Regions from separate parts of the Homo sapiens genome. Here region 1 is linked to region 2. The links are chromatin loops, found by intact Hi-C in ENCODE. Cell type or tissue: ovary. All regions are shown on one strand. Each heading gives the region's core, and the rest is flanking DNA. Links, peaks and the distances in the headings are about the cores only. Region 1 has its middle 31 kb from the start of IL33. Region 2 overlaps IL33 (interleukin 33).

The links. Peaks named below come from ENCODE experiments on the same cell type or tissue, not always from the same donor. Only the 100,000 strongest peaks of a DNase experiment are listed, where the experiment ranks them.
Region 1: it touches region 2 in a loop (4-fold over the local background); 2 of 110 quality-filtered maps call a loop at or near these places.

What each region holds. Positions count from the first base shown.
Region 1 is chr9:6,183,832-6,186,751 of GRCh38, reverse strand. No RefSeq gene overlaps it. Among named protein-coding and RNA genes, the nearest start is that of IL33, 31 kb to the left of the region's middle. RefSeq lists an enhancer at 1,627-1,726. In ovary, for the core only: no CTCF peak of the experiment used is centred there; a DNase peak (open chromatin) is centred at 1,831.
Region 2 is chr9:6,243,666-6,246,585 of GRCh38, reverse strand. All of the region lies in intron 2 of IL33 (interleukin 33), which reads right to left. All of the region lies in intron 2 of LOC107987046 (a long non-coding RNA gene), which reads left to right. Among named protein-coding and RNA genes, the nearest start is that of IL33, 29 kb to the right of the region's middle. RefSeq lists a silencer at 2,662-2,761. In ovary, for the core only: no CTCF peak of the experiment used is centred there; no DNase peak of the experiment used is centred there.

The DNA.
Region 1 (2,920 bases), core at 312-2,811, 60 kb after region 2:
TGATTTTATAAAGGGCAGTTCCCCTGCACACGCTCTCTTGCCTGCTGCCATGCAAGATATGCCTTTGCTCCTCCTTCGCCTTCCACCGTGGTTGTGAGGCCACCCCAGCCATGTTGAACTGTGATTCCATTAAACCTCTTTTTCTTTTTCTTATTCCTCCCCCTTCCCCTTCCCCTTCCCCTTCACCTTCTCCCTCCCTCCCTTCCTTCCTTCCCTTTTTGTTTTTGTTTTGTTTTGTTTTGTTTTTTTGGGGATGGAGTCTCGCCCTGCCACCCAGGCTGGAGTACAGTGGCGCCATCTCGGCTCACTGCAACCTCCACCTCCCAGGTTCAAGCAATTTCCCTGCTTCAGCCTCCCAAGTAGCTGGGATTACAGGTGTAAGCCACCGTGCCTGGCTCCTAAACCTCTTTTCTTTATAAATCACCCAGTCTTGGGCAGTATGAAAATGGACTAATACACTTACATATAGCGATCCCCATATTTCTGGAGACTATGGAATTTAGCCTCTGCTTTGTTTTAGCTTGCTAATAGAAAATTAAAATGTTAAAGTTTCAAAAAAATTATTCTACAACTTCACTCAGAGGCATGACTTGGTTTGGTTTGGTTTAAAGGTGGTATCCTTTGCTGTTTAGGAGAAATAATATGTGAACTAAAAGAATCCTTTACAGTAAATATATAAAACTCATTATTTAAAGAAATATAGCACCTGCAAGTATGATAACAGCTGCCTTCATTTAGACATAGCTTTGTCTTTAGCCAGGAACCTTAATTAACTCAGGATTCTTAACACAATCCTGAGAAATACAGAGTTAGAAAGGAAGGTTGTGCACATTTACTGAGTATCTATAATGTTCCAAGCTCTGTCATTATAACCTGCTGTCTCTATTTTATTTAGTAAGTTTAAGAAAGGTTTTGAGAGGGTCATAGAAAAACATATCATTGGAGAATTATCTAGAGAACCAAAAGAGGACAAGTCTAAAAAGAGACCATGGTGAGCCTCAGTTTCAGGCCATCTTTTCTTCTCATTCTATGTATTCTCCCAGCTTCATTTTATTCATGCCAATATCTATACTTACCATTTATTAATGAATGATTCTCAAATCTACATAACAATTCAGACCTCTCCGCTAAATTCCTTTTTACATATCCAGCTGTTTTCTGAATATCTGCCTTGGATGACCCACAGGCTTCTCTGAAGTGTCATGCCCCAGATGAAAGTATTTTCCTGCCACTCAGCTCCTGTTCCTTGTTTCATGGTCCAGTGAATGGCACCACCATCCACTCTATTGCCCAAATCACCTATGCAGTTTCCTTGGCTTTTTATTTTCCCTCACTGTTCTCTATCCTACCCCATCCCCCAATCTAATAAATGGCCAAATCCTGTCAACTCTATCGTCCAAATATCTCTGGAATCTACATGCTTCTTTCCATCAGCCACTCAGCTAAGCTTTCAGGCGTTAGAGTAGCTGATTAAAAATAGCCAAAATGAAAGTAACAGTCAAACCTTGACTCCCCTTTGTTTCATTTCCCCCAGTGGAACAGTGTGTTGGTGGAGTCAACTCACTGTTTAGGGATCTCCAACCAAAAGGCACCTGCAGTTTTATGGACCCTGGAGCCAGAAGTGAGGAAGAATGGGAGGGCTGCAAGTAGAAAATATCGAGTACTGAGTCAGAGTGGGTAAAGTGTCTTCAAGCTTCCCTGAAAAGAAGAAGACTTCCAAATGGAGGTGCCTGGGCCATGAATGCAGATATGTATAAGAGCATAGCTGGCCAGGAGGCCTGAATCTTTGACTGCAACTCTCCTCAGACACTGCAATGCATTGGCTCTGTACCAAGTCTGGTGTGGGAAGGGCAGCTTTTCCTATGAGGCCTTCCAGGCAAAGCCTTTGCAATTGCCTGTGGCTGGGCCTGAAATATCACACATACGGTTTTGGCCAGGAGTTAAACTCCTCACTCCTGAACCCCAGTTCTGCTACCTGAGCCCAGGCCACCATCCTCTCTTACCTCCAGAATTACAGCAGCCTCCTTAATGGTCTCCTTGGAGCCGGTCTTTGCCATCTTCCAATCTGTTTTCCATAAAGCAGCCAGAGGGATTGTTATAAAACACAAATCTGACCTAATCATGCCTGTATCAGTCAGGGTCCCAAAAGGAAATAGACTTTAATTCAGATGGTTCAAATGAAAAGCTTTGATGAAAGGGCTACTTACAGAGGTGTGGGCAGAATGAAAGAGACTAGAAACAGGGGAAGCCATATTTATCTGTAGGTCTGAAGAGACAAGAAATAGTTACTCAGTGAAAGCTGGAGCCACAAAAGGGCTGCCTGGCAGGACCTGTGTTCAAGGAGGGATACATTTACTATCGGGTGTAGCACTGAAGCAAGGGGACCCAGGGAAAAGGCACCGCATTGGCTGAACCCATCTGGAAGCCAGTAGGCAAGGGAGAGTGGGTGACAGACCCTATGGGGATCTGATTTCCAGGGCAGAGAATGGATCTGGAGGTATGGGAAACAAAAGAACCAGTGCAACTCTTCTACTTAACACCCAGCCATGTCTTCACATTGCATGTAGGGTAAAGTCCAAGCTCCTAAATTTGGCTTCCAAAGCCTTCCTGATCTGGGCTGAGCCTTTCTTCGCAGTTTGTATTACACACTTCATCCTGAGCTCTTGCTCTGTACTTTCGCCATACTCAACTTACTTTCGTTCTCTCCTATCCAGGCCTTTGTAAGGGTTATTCTCTATCCCAGAAATATTTTCTCCAACCAACCTCTCTTTAATCTGTATACATCTTTCTCACTTTTCAGATCTCAATTTAATTGTCACTGTCTGCAGAAATTCTATTGTCACATGGCCCTGACTAAGCATAGTGTTTTCTCATGGATTTCCATATCCTTCTTCCACATCAAAGCCTCCAATAAATTTCC
Region 2 (2,920 bases), core at 244-2,743:
TCTTTTTTTTTATTTTTATTTTTTTGAGATGGAGACTCGCTCTGTTGTCAGGCTGGAGTGCAGTGGTGCAATCTTGGCTCACTGCAACCTCTGCCTCCTGGGTTCCAGCAATTCTCCTGCCTCAGCTTCCTGAGTAGCTGGGACTACAGGCGTGCGCCACGGTGCCCAGCTAATTTTTGTATTTTTAGTAGAGACGGGGTTTCACCATGTTGGCAAAGATGGTCTTAATCTCTTGACCTCGTGATCCACCCACCTTGGCCTCCCAAAGTGCTGGGATTACAGGCATAAGCCACCGCACCCAGCCGGTTCCACCTCTTAATACTATCGCAATGGTAATTACATTTCAACATGAGTTTTGGAGGGGACATTCAAACCATGGCAGTCCTTATAATAAAAAATGTCTTTATCTTTTTCTGCCCCCAATATATTTCTCCTGAATTGCCTATCTTGAGAAATAGTACAACTATCTATCATTATCCACCCAATTCTTTTTTTTTTTTTTTTTTTTTTTTTTTTTTTTTTGGAGACAGAGTCTTGCTCTGTCACCCAGGCTGGAGTGCAGTGGCGTGATCTCGGCTCACTGCAAGCTCTGCCTCCCGAGTTCATGCCATTCTCCTGCCTCAGCCTCCCAAGTGGCTGGGACTACAGGCGCCCGCCACCATGCCCAGGCAATTTTTTGTATTTTTTAGTAGAGACGGGGTTTCACCGTGTTAACCAGGATGATCTCAATCTCTTGACCTCATGATCCGCCCGCCTCAGCCTCCCAAAGTTCTGGGATTACAGGCTTGAGCCACAACACCTGGCGTCTACCCAATTCTTAAATCAAAAAGCTGAGAATCATTTATTTTTCCTTCTTTCCATTCTTACAATTCATTCAATCTGTCATTAAGTCTTTTTGATTTCACCTTCTGAATATATCTGAAATCTAGTCCGTCCTCTCTATTCTGTTGTCTTAGGTCACACCTTCATCATTAGTCCCTTAGATTAATGCAGTAGACCTCTAACCAGTTTCTGTTTCTACTCTTGCCTCCTCACTTTATCATCACACTACTATCATCACACTTCACCAATGTGATCTCTGTAAAGTAAAAATATTTTATCATTCCTCAGTTCAACATTTTCAATGATTCCCTACTGTCTACAGGATAAAGTCAAATCTCCTTTACTGTAACAGATCTTCTATGGATAGACTCAAACTAAAGGGGTTGATCTCTACTCAGTTCTAGCCAACTATTGCCATGCAAGATATGGACCCAGTGTTTCTAGATCTTTGGATTTTTTTAGAGAAACTATACACATTTAGATTTTCATTAAAAATATCCTATTTTTTAAAAATTGACTCAATTAGAAAATATCAATAACACCGTTCAATCCTAATAAAATACTCCTGCTGGATGGATCTATCCCAAGGCTCCCATATTGTGACCTCTGGCTAGATCCATGAATGAAGACGGCTGGATTTTTAGGGAAGAGAAAGTGTTGATGGATGTGGGGGAAAGAAAGTAGGAGAAGAGGAAAGCCTGACCCTGGGAAGTAGGGAAGTAGCTTCCTGGAAACGGGGAAGGGAAGGGTTGTGAGAGGCTTTCCTCCAGGTCATGAAGTCCTGTACCCTGCTGGCATTAGAGGCAAAATGCCCTGTGGGTGACCACAATGTGGGACTGACTGTGGGGACACCTGCAGTGGTTGGCTACTAAGTTTTGTAGCATTGTGAACTGTGGCTTGTGTTGGATCCTGGTAGCTCAAGAGAAGAGAAGGAATTAAATGTGCTTTCTTGCCTTGTGTCTTGGCATCTTAGAGCAGCAGCTTATTTAGAAAAACAAGATATGACATATCTTGCATTTTGAGTTGAGAAGCAGTTTACACCTGTCACATACCCCAGAGATATCTGTCAAATTTTTCACCAGGATTGTTTAAATAATCACAGTTTTAGTGCAGTAACTCTATCCTGCTTGCCCCCATCTGTGGGTTTACTTTCCATGATTTCAGTTACCCACAGTGAAATACAATAAGATATTTTGAGAGAGAGAGCAGACATTCACATTATTTTCATTACAGTATGTTGTTCTAATTGCTCCACTTTTTTGTTGGTTATTGTTAATCTCTCATTGTGCCTAACTTATAAATTAAACATTATCATGGGTATGTATCTGTAGGAAAAAACATAGTATATATAGGGTTCATTACTATCCATTGTTTTAAGCATCTGTTGGGTGTCTTGGTACATATTTCCTGCAAATAAGAGGGGAGGACAATATTTAACTGAGCCAATATTATTGGAAAGAAAGATCTGTTAAGGGCCAATTAAAATAATGTGATGTATTTGTAAAGCCATACAAATGAGTTTGAGATTATTTTTATCACTGTCCTCTAAATGGTATAGGTAAGTAGTTAGGGCCACTGTTCCCTTAAAGGAGGGGTTACATTTTAACTTTTGTATCAATACCACCAACTCTGGCATAAACTCTAGCCCACTCCCTCATTCCAGTTTCTATAAAGAGCCCATACTTCCTGAGGTACAAAGAAAATGTACTTTTTATGAGAGGCAATTTAGGGATGCAAAGTCACTGAGTCACTGTTTCTACAGAGAGCATTTTGACTCAGCTACAAGTAAAAGGATTGGTTCTGCTGTGATTTCCTGGTTGTTCAGAAACCACAGTCAAATTAGTGCTTTCCCTGGTCACCAAAGAACAGTGTGGGTGGGCCACAGCCTCAGGGAAGACAGAATGAGACAGAAATGATATTAACTCTGCTTTCTTTTCTAGCCTTAAAGATGTACAGAGAAATGGAAAGGAGCATGAAGGACAAGGTTATGCCAGTCCCCACCATCATTCCTTATCCTCCATTTTCTTTCCTGTTCACCAAGGCTCCATTAACTTACTTTTGTGTTACTACTCCCATATGAAAAACAGATCCTAAAATT